Regions from separate parts of the Homo sapiens genome. Here region 2 is linked to region 1. The links are chromatin loops, found by intact Hi-C in ENCODE. Cell type or tissue: heart left ventricle. All regions are shown on one strand. Each heading gives the region's core, and the rest is flanking DNA. Links, peaks and the distances in the headings are about the cores only.

Evidence for each region. Hi-C counts contacts between places; a loop is a spot of excess contacts. Peaks named below come from ENCODE experiments on the same cell type or tissue, not always from the same donor. Only the 100,000 strongest peaks of a DNase experiment are listed, where the experiment ranks them.
Region 2: a loop joins it to region 1, with 5 times the contacts of the local background. A loop is called at or near these places in 8 of 110 quality-filtered maps.

The regions. Positions count from the first base shown.
Region 1 is chr15:35,694,701-35,700,090 of GRCh38, reverse strand. The region is part of intron 1 of DPH6-DT (DPH6 divergent transcript); the gene reads right to left. Among named protein-coding and RNA genes, the nearest start is that of DPH6-DT, 150 kb to the right of the region's middle. In heart left ventricle, for the core only: a CTCF peak has its summit at 2,460 (motif pointing left); no DNase peak of the experiment used is centred there; H3K27ac peaks cover 1,850 bases.
Region 2 is chr15:35,644,988-35,650,377 of GRCh38, reverse strand. All of the region lies in intron 1 of DPH6-DT (DPH6 divergent transcript), which reads right to left. Among named protein-coding and RNA genes, the nearest start is that of DPH6-DT, 100 kb to the right of the region's middle. In heart left ventricle, for the core only: no CTCF peak of the experiment used is centred there; no DNase peak of the experiment used is centred there.

The DNA.
Region 1 (5,390 bases), core at 269-5,268:
AGAAATAACCAAAAAAAAAAAGGCAATCAGCAGCCCATGCTACTGTTCTGCCTATGGAGTAGCCATTCTTTCATTCCTTTACTTTCTTAACAAACTTGCTTTCACTTTATGGACTCACCCCAAATTCTTTCTTGTGCAAGATCCAAGAACCCTCTCTTGGGGTCTAGATCTAGAGCCCTTTCTGATAACAGTACCAGTACTGCTTGACTCCCTAGTAGGGCATCTCTCTCTCTTATGTGTATTATGTTCTTCCAACAGTTCTCTACCTCAAGATCTACTAATCAGCAATTATTGATACTAAAAAATATCTTTTTGGCGAATAGCGTTGTTTCTCCAACTTGTACACCAAACACAGCTGAAAGCTAACATTTTTAAGCCCTGGATCTACAATGAAGAGAAACCAATTCTCCAAACCAATTGTTACCAAAACCAATCAACCCTTAGAAATGCTGAAAAGGGCAGTTTTCTTCTGAACTCTGTAGGAAAATAGAACAAGAAATGCAAGTCAAGTTCCAGGGCTCCCAGTGAAATAATTCACCATAGAAAAGGCTCCTGACACCACAGGGAAAAGCACTTCTGCTAACACTTCAAAATGTCCCTTAACCATGCTCTTCTACTTTGTAATGATTGCATGTTTTCCCTTTGGGCCTACTAAAGTATTTAATTGCAATTACACTCATTTACATAGCAGATGAGGCTAATTGCTGGTATTAGTTACCAAATGTATGCTTGTATTGTGAGGGTGAAAAAAATGCCCTACAGAAAAGAAAACGACTGTGCCTCTAATTAAGGAGTTATGAAGTCAGAATGAGCTGGTTCCAAGATGTAAATATGAAATTGAGGGCTTTCAGAACTCTATAATGGTTTTTTATTACTCCATCTCACTTCCTTGATTACACACAATGTTTAGGGACTAAAGATAAATACAGTGCAATGTTCATAGTGCTGACCTGATTGCTAGGCATGTTCTCTCACATGTAGAGTGAAATAAACGCAGTTGTCTTGCAAACCCATGATAAATGGTGGGTTTTGAGTACCTGGTCTTCATTTACTTGGCTATTCAATTGCTAATTCTGGTTCCACTTATTGCAAAAGCAATGCTGGCATCCTGAAATACACACAATTTGGTATCCAAAGCTTGTTTTGTACATGCAGTGTAGAATAAACAAAGAAATCATAAAATGTACACGTTTTCGGGGGAGGGGGAAGACTAAAAGTTAGAAACCTCTAGGTTGTTTTGGTCTTCCTTGATTAATTTCTGTGTAGGTACCATAATGCCTAAAATATGGAATTCTGTGGTGACTTGCCTTGAGGAAGCTTCCAATTTCATTGGGGAGACAATTTATACACTTGAAGCCATCTCCGTATATATAGTTCCCTATACATTTCATGCATGGAAGAATTTAAGGCAGAATGGTAGCCAACAATAAAAGATGGCAATATTTAGTGTTAACTGTAACCAGTTCAGGGGGTCAGAGAGGCGAGCTGTCAGAAAGGACAAGAGGCCTTTGAGTAGGCATCATAAGAGAATGTTTGCTTAACAAAAATCTGCAGTGAACCAGTAGTCCAACTCTCACAGCACTCCAGCTGCCGAGACTAACAAACTCTGGTGTTTAAGAGTTTTTGTCTCCCATGATGATTTTTCACCTGCAAATTTTATTTTCCAGTTTCCCATTCCTTTTTCTTCTTTGTTCTGGATCCTCGCCACCACATCCTACACCTCCTCATAAATGAAATTATTTCATTAAAAAAAGAAAAAATAAACTTTTCAGGCTTTAAAATAGACTTGCTTAATTTTCTTTATACTGAATGCTTAGTATATGGTGTAGCGTTCAGTTACCTACACAGGTCACTTCATGAAATGAGTCTGGCTCTCAGCCAAGCTTCTGCCTCTCCCTTTTCTCTATGTTAAAAAAAAAAAAAAAGATGGGTGTTGGGGAAGAAAAAATAAGGGGAAGAAAAAGAGAAAGGATGAAGAAAATCCTCCTAGCCACCAAAAAAAAAAAAAAAATGCATTCCGTGGATACCACGGCCTCACCCTCCTTAGTAAGCATTCTTTTGAAACACAGGCCTTTGGTAAACTAATCCCAGGTGGTATGATGACAGGGTCAGCAGAGTGTTATTTTTTAAACTTGTGTGAAAATTTATTTTGAGTTTTATCTCATTCTCTGGGCACTCAGGCAGTGCAATCACTAAGCTCTGGTGCCAAATGTAAACAGGACATCCTTTCAGATATCGAGGTCCAGCTGGCGAGAACACACACCCTCTGCTTTTTGCCCTGTTCGGGAAACCAACCCCAGTCCTTTCACAGAGAGGTGCTGGAGCAGGGGAAACCTGCTCCTGCCTGTGGGATGTAAACAGAATCCTTAAAAACATCTTTTTTATCGCTATTGTTTGATGGGTTCCTTACCATCTCCTAATTCTTCTTACACCACAGCAACACCTGCAGGCTAAAAATTGTCACAAACTCCCCGTGGTTGTGATTTGTCACAAAGTTTTACATTTACTTGGGATAGGTTATATCTTAGACCATGGGATCAGAGACTGTTCGGGCTAGAAGGCATTTGAGAGCTCATCCAGCACAATTTTCTAATTTTGCAAATAATAATAGATGCTGAAGAGTGAAAAAGAGGCATATATAGCCTTTGAGTAGCCCAATCTTCAGATGAATTGCTGCCCCATATACTCTTGGAAGCAGGTGGGCTATAAAGTAAAAAAAAACATGAAGCCTAAGCTGAAAGAGCTATATGTATATGCATATTTTTATCATTTATCTGTATAACACAACACCAGAAAAAGTAAAGCTAGTATACTAGCAAGAGCTCAGTGAGGTACAAGTTTCAAGTAACGTAGAGGTTTATAGTTTAAGGGCATCAGTGAGAAACAACTAGTCAGGAAATGCCTTAGGGAGGAGGTGAAATTCCCATAGTGCGCCCTCTTCCACGCCGGCAAAGGGGAGGAAATAAATACTCGTGCCCAGGAGTTTAAGAGTGGCTGACTCCAATTCTTGTTGATACAAAATTTTATCAATTTTTATCTCTGCTGCCATTTTCATTTTTATTTTTAACTTGTCTTCTCGTTGTTTCCTACTCTGTTGCACCAACTCTGGGAGCCCCATTTCAAACTCTATAGGACTACTCTCAGATGTCTGCTCAACTCACTGACTCATCTCTCTGGAATTGCTCATAGGAGTAGCTCCCCAGCTGGCTGATATATCATTACCTCACTTCTCCACTCACCCTACCCAACTCCACTGCAAAGAGGTGATTAGATCAAGGATGAAAAGCTGATCCACTTTAAGGTCATCCACTTCTCCTAGGAATTTGAAATTCAATGATAAGAGAGTTCCATTAGTTTTTACATTCAGTTGGAAGTATGGGGCTGGGTGCAGTGGCTCACACCTCTAATCCTAGCACTTTGGGAGGCCAAGGCAGGAGGAAACTTATAGCTCAGGGGTTTGAGACGAGACCAGCCTGGGCAACATAGTAAGCCCTCACCTCTACAATCAAAAAATCCGCCAGACACGGTGGATAACTGTAGTCTCAGCTACTCGGGAGGCAGGGGCAGGAGGATCACTTGAACCCAGGAGTTTCAGGTTGCAGTGAGCTATGATTGCACCACTGCACTCCAGCCTGGGTAGTAGAGTGAGACTCTGTCTCAAAAAATAAAATAAAATAAAATAAATGGAAGTATATCAAGTGCCTCAGAGACCTGAATGCCAGCCATATGTACCAGAAGCAGAAAGAGTTAGAGAAAGAGTACTTTCTGGCTTTCCTGACTTTCCTAGGACTATTTCAATCTTTTCTAAGGGCTAGCTACACTCCTGCCCTCAGGTACCCATCAATATCTCTATATTCCTATAATAAATTCTCAATATTTACTTAAGTAGCTTGAGTTGTTTTCTGTTACTGAAAACCAAAGCTTTTCAATTAAAACTCACATCCTGGGCTTGAATATTTTCCCATTAATTCCATCTGGCCATCTGTCTAATTCTAGAACCACCCAAACCCAAGCATTAAGAGCAAGTTCAAACTAGTCCATTATTCTTTTCACCCCACAGATCTGTCAAAGGACTAGCAGGCCAAGTTCAAACCAGATTTAAGAACAGTTAACTAAAATCAGATTACTCTTAGCAGCTTTTCAAACATGCACTAATTGAATATAAAGAAGTAATCATCGGGGTCTCCAATACAGCCTAGCTCCTAGTGTATTGACTTATCAGAGCAATCTCACTTTAAATATAACTTGAAATAATATTGTTATTCCATGCCTTTACACTCTTACATTTGTATATTTAATACGGTAGTTTGCTTAAAAAATCAGTTAAACAATTATTGCTTATACAATAGTATGGTGCTATGATTTAAAATAAAACATTTACAAAAGAAGTTTGGCTTTATAATGAGATTCCTAAGTAAATCTGATTGGAGAATGGACTGGCTATGGTTAGAATTGATTTTGCTAATGTCATGTTCAGGTTTGAAAAGAGGAGCACATCTATTTGAAGACTGAAAATTTCCACTGGTCAGTCAACACACACTGTCCGTAGTCAGGTGAACATGTCAAGAATAACACTTTTAGAGACTTTGGTTCTTGCAAACAGATTATTTTCTGAAGAATCACTAATTTCCTGTTTCTTCAAGAAGGTCACAGAGACTCTGAAGCATCACATTCCCCCTCCCATACCTGGGTACCAGTCCTCCCATCAATCCTCCATCATTATCATAACACTGCCCAGGACCGAATCTAGGCTACATTGTGAAGCCGAGCTCTGTTTCAGTGTCCTCTCCAAAGGTAGGTTCTCAGAATCCCCATGCTACCTCTTCAGACCAGGAATCCTCCCTTTCATCCCCCCCATCTCCACCCTCAGCACTTTTTTCCTGGACAGTGCCCAGTGCTTTTGACTTCACCATTTTCCACCACCATTATTTATCTTTCCAAGTCCTTTTACCTTAGGACCTTGGTGTCTGCTGATAAAATGGTAAGTATTTAGACAGTTCTGATACATTAATTCACTACCTCCTTTGGCTAATTAGGTTTACATTTGAAGACAGCTTCTGGAGACAATGTTTATTAAATTTCAGAAGGCCCAGAGTATGTTTTAACCCTTTTTTGCATATCCTATAAAATGCAATGGGGTACAGATCTTGTAGTAGCTGCCAAATATAAATCTGGATTGAATTCCTGAAGATAATTAAATTAGATTAGTTATTCTAGGTTTTTCTCAATGTCTTTCACCTATCTCTCCTCTTCTTTCCCGCATATCCATATGGACATGCCAGATGAGGCTACATTAGTCAAACTATATGTGGCTCTAGGTAAAAATCATGTAATACATCTAGAATTTATTAGTTTCTTTCTGTATTATGGCCCTGTTGAAATCATCTGGA
Region 2 (5,390 bases), core at 268-5,267, 50 kb after region 1:
CTTCTTTTTAACCCAAACTTCCTCTCTTGGAATAGACTTTCTTGACCCCCATCTAAAGAAGTGCTCTCTCTCCTTACCCGTGCATATCAGAACAGCCTCCTTGTTTATCAATTTGCTCACTTGCATATTGTCTGTCTCTCCCACTAGTAAGGAGAAAACAACACTGTTCTGTCCATGCTAAATTGCTAATGACCTAGCTTAGCAACAAGCTTTTGGTAGACACATACTTACTCTTTTTAAAAAAAAAAAAAAAAAAAAAAAGCAAATGTTGACTCATTGAACAGTGTCTACGGCACTTTCCACCATTAGAATCTACCATCCTTAATCAAGATGAAGAGGAGGAAAGGGAAGATAAGAAGCCTCCAGCGCCACCTACTACAAAATAAAACTAGACCAAACATCAGAGAACAAAGTTTCATATTCTTAGTCTCTCCCTTGGGCATCCTTCAGGACTTTCAACTCTCTTCTGAAGAAACCTCATGCTAAACAATTATGGAGACCTGTATGGGGTCCATTTAAGGCCGCCCCTTCTAACTCCCAGAACTACGCTACTGCTGTCTCTGGTGTTTCATAGACATCAGCTTGATATACTTTGAACATGGCTAAGAACCAAAACTGGGCCTGCTGGTGGATTTCTCACGGCCCCAGGCTAAACATCTTTAGTTATCTGACAATCAATATGCACGAATGTAATTATTTGTTTTCCAGGAGTTAGATGAACAAGATCATTCTAAATTCTCATGTTATTAATACATGGTAATGAAAGTGAAATATTAATGACTTAGTCAAGTGTATTAAGAATTTGAAGTGCTGTGCAAACTGAAAACTTGCATCTTAGAGGGGGGAAAAAGCACAAATGCACCAGATGGCTTGGTGACAGCCATTTTATTTAGTGCAGTCTCAGCAGATATGTTTGATAGCCGTCAGGAAAGGCCATCAACTATGCAAGGGAGGGTGCTGTACCTGATTGTCTGAGAGGGCTGTGCCCAAAGAAATCAAATGGATGGAGTCGAGCCGTGCTTCTTTGTGTCTCAAGTGTGCTTGGCCCTGAATGAGATATTAGGGCATCTCAAGCTATCGGTGAACTCAGTGGCAAAGTCTGCTGCTTCCCCCGCCCCTCCCCTGCACTGAGCTGTCATATCAATGCCTGGCTTTAGAGTAACAATCGTTATACCTCTTAAAATGTGATAGAGTTGAAAGAGCCCCAGACTAAGAGTCAGCAGAACTGAGCTCCAGCCAGCCTGACCACAGAGGAGATGAGGGGCGCTGAGCAAGCAATATCATACCTTTGGGGTGAAGTTTCCTCACCTGTAACCTAAAGACAATAAAATCCACCTCTCTGTCTCACTGAGGTTGCTGAAAAAGTTAAAACAAATAACATTTTGTAGTAAATCGACTATGCAAATAGCAGAGGATGAAATTGTTTTGAGGCTGGATTTGCTTTCTCACCTCTGATACATTTTTGTGTCTGGTTTATTCATACTTATACAAGAAGTATATCTCTCAATAATAAATTCCTCTTGTAGTCAATTTTTACTCAAAGATTTTCTGTCTTTAATTTTCTGGATGATCTATGTATATACTAGGACATTATAAATGCCTATATAGACATTATATATGCCTATTCTGTTATGTCACTGTACTATCCTTAATTATTCTGCCTGATAATATCAAGATTAATTAAGAGCACAAAGGCAAAGACAGGAGGTTTCTGTCTAAATCTACATAGATTTAGAAACCTCCTCTCATTTTTACCTTCTTAAAATGAAACCAGTTAATTTATGTATTCATATATTCCCCAGTCTGGTGCCATAGCTGGATATTCAGCCACAATTTCCAACCTCCACCCAGGATCTGGAATCCCGGTTTACCCTAGAGCAAACAAAAAGAATTGGCCCATGTCACATGACAGACTATGGAAGGCAATAATAATTAGGATAATAATAAACCAAGTATAAGTAAGGGAAGCATTCTCCCTATTGAAAAAGTAGAGATTATTTTTCTATCAATTCTATGGAGAAGATTCCCTTAGAGCCAGGAAATATCAGCCAGACGGGAGTTTCCCAATGAGCTTTGACTGAGAAGCTGAAACTCCTGTTCATTCTTCAATGGACAGTTCAGAGAGTAACTACTGAGGTGTTTAAAGGACTTACAGAATTTTCTTATTAGCCCACACCTATCTCCTGATCTTAATAAATCACAGAAGTCAGTTTACTCATAAGGGAACCTGAAATGTAGAAACTCTGCTGGCTCAATAGACATTTACATTTGTTAAACCTTAATCTCTTTCTCATTGCTAAATTCTGTTTCTGACTCCAGATTTGTATCTTAAGATTCTTTTGGATTTTGTCACATGTTATTTCCTCTGGTTGTACCCTAATGATTTCTTCTTTTAGCTAACCCTAGTTTGTTAACTTATCCATTCAACAAATATCTGCTGAGAGCCTACTATAATCCTAGCACTGGCCTGGACACTGAGAAGGCTATACATGAATGCAAAGTCTCTACTCTCAAGGATCTGATAATTGAGTCAGAGTTCACATCATTCGAACATCTTTAATGATCTCATCAACATACACAAATAAAATCATTACTCTGTAATAATCATGATGGAATAAGCTATGCATCAGTAACAAATAAACCCCCAAATCTCAGAGCCTTGACACAGTGAAGCTGTATTTCTCACTCATGTCACAATCTGATGCAGGTATCTTGGCCTCTCTGTGCTGGCCTCTCCAAGTGAGGACCCCAGAGACTCAGGCTTCTTCCAGCTTAAAACTCTGTCAACCCAAAGCTTTTCATTTCCAGCCATATAGAGATTTAATGTCTCTCTTACTCTCTCCTGCCTCCACCCAAAGTGATGCAGTATTTCTGCTCATATTCTATTAGTGAGAATTAGTCACACCCCACCCAGATGCATGGGATCTGTGAAATATTGAGGAGTGCATGAATTTTTCTGGCATACTAATATTCTCTGACACAGTCTTCTAGGAAAAATAAGAACAAACCCCAGACTGTCATATCACTTCATATTTCACAATATATGTAAAATACTAATGTCCACCTGCAAACTAATTTCTAGCACAATATCTGATACATAGCAGGCACTCAATAAGTTTTTGTGGAATATAGCAAACAATAAATGATGTAGTGGGGCTAATGATTTATACAAATACCAACATATGTAGAAGTTAACAGTCACTTAAAATACAAGAAAGACACACACTATACCATTTCACATTGCCCTTAACTGGCAAGTTGTACAGATAATAGGTACTTAAGAGATGGGAGCAACCACCTTAGACTGCAAAGTAAAAATGTTTTTTTTTTTTTTATGGTGCTGGAAGTTGGCAGAGAAACAGTAAATATTTGAACACAGAGAAAGGTGATACATAGTAGAGAACTTTGCGATCAAAGACATATAAGCAGGTAAAGGCAAAGTGTATGTGAGAATCAGTAGGTCAAATGACTTGCTTAGATAAGAACACAGTTGTAAGAAAGTTATTATAAGAGAAATTTGGAGAAAAAGAGTCAATAATTTAAGCTTAAATGGTTATCTGCTCCATATAAAAATTTTGAACAGAGGAGTAACAACATAGAGGTTGCAGAGGTAATGTTGATTCCTATTGCTATTGTCAAGCCAGCCTGTTCTAGATGGTTAGGCTAAGTCCTGCATCAAAATAAAACAGGATAAGTACAAAGAAAGTGTAGTCTTGTACTAAACCAGTGTAAAATAACTGCCCAACATTATGGGAATTAAAAATCTATATGGACTAAGGGGTATAAACCATAAAATTGATATAGCAAATTTTGGCCACTTTTGAGAGTTATTTGTCTATGTCTATGAAGGATGAATAACTCAAAGGTGAAATAAAGATACAACTAAGTTGGGTGCATTAGTCAAACAGTATATATTGTCTAATTATTTAAGGAAATAATTTATATATCTGTATAATTTATGATTATGTTAAAAACATTTCTTTTTTAATTGTATTTAATTTTTTAAACTTTTATTTTAGGTTCGGGGTACATGAGCAGGTTTATTATATAGGTAAATTGCATGATATGGGGGTTTGGCATACAGATTATTTTGTCACCCAGGTAATAAGCATAGTACCTAATAGGTAGTTTTTCAGTTCTCATCCTTCTCCTACTTTCTGTCCTCAAGTAGGCCCGGTGTCTGTTCCCTTCTTTGTGTTCACGTGTATTCAATGTTTAGCTCCCACTTGTAAGCGAGAACATTCAGTATTTCATTTTTTGTTCCTGTATTTAGTTCACATAGGATAATGGCCTCCAGCTCCAACCATGTTGCTGCAAAGAACATAATCTTGTTTTTTTATGACTGTGTAGTATTCCATTATGTATATGTACCCCGTTTTCTTTATCAAGTCTACCATTGATGGGCATTTAGGTTGATTCCATGTCTTTGCTATTGTGAGTAGTGCTGCATTGAACATATGCATGCATGTGTCTTCGTGGTAGAATGACTTATATTCCTTTGGATATATGCTCAATAATGGGATTGTTGGGTCAAATAGTAATTTTGTTATAAATTCTTTGAGAAATTGCCTGACTGCTTTCCACAATGGCTGAACTACCAGCAGTGTGTAAGCATTCCATTTCCCAGCAAGCCCACCACTACCTGTTTTTATTTTTTTTCTCTCTTTTTATAATTAGTCAAGCTAGTGGTCTATCTTACCTATTCTTTCAAAACACCAACTCCTAGATTTGTTTATCTTTTGTATGGCTTTTCACCTCTCAATTTCCTTCAGTTCAACTCTTGTTTTGGTATTTCTTGTCTTCTACTGGCTTTGGGATTGGTTTGTTCTTGTTCTAGTTCCTCAAGGTGTGATGTTAGGTTGTTAATTTGAATATTTCTAACTTTTTGATGTGGGCGTTTAGCTCTATAAACTTCCCTTCTAAAACTGCTTTAGCTGTGTCCCAGAGATTCTGATACATTGTATCTTTGTTATCATTAGCTTCAAAGAATTTATTGATTTCTGCCTTACTTTTATTGTTTACACAAAAGTCACTCAGGTTGCTTAATTTCCACGTAATTTTATGGTTTTGAGTGATTTTCTTAGTATTGATTTCATTTTTATTGTTCTGTGGTCTGAGAGTGTGGTTGGTATGATTTTCATTTTTTGAATTTGCTTAGAATTATTCTGTGGCCAGTTGGGTGGTGGATTTGAGTGTGTGTCATGTGCATAGCAGAAAATGTGTATTTTGTTGTTTTTTAGTGGAGAGTTGCATATATGTCTGTTACGTCCATTTGGTCAAGAGTTCAGGTCCCAAATATCTTTTCAGTTTTCAGTTTTCTGCCTCAATGATTTGACTAATATTATTAATAAGGTGTTGAAGTCTCTCATTATTAATATGTGGTTATCTAA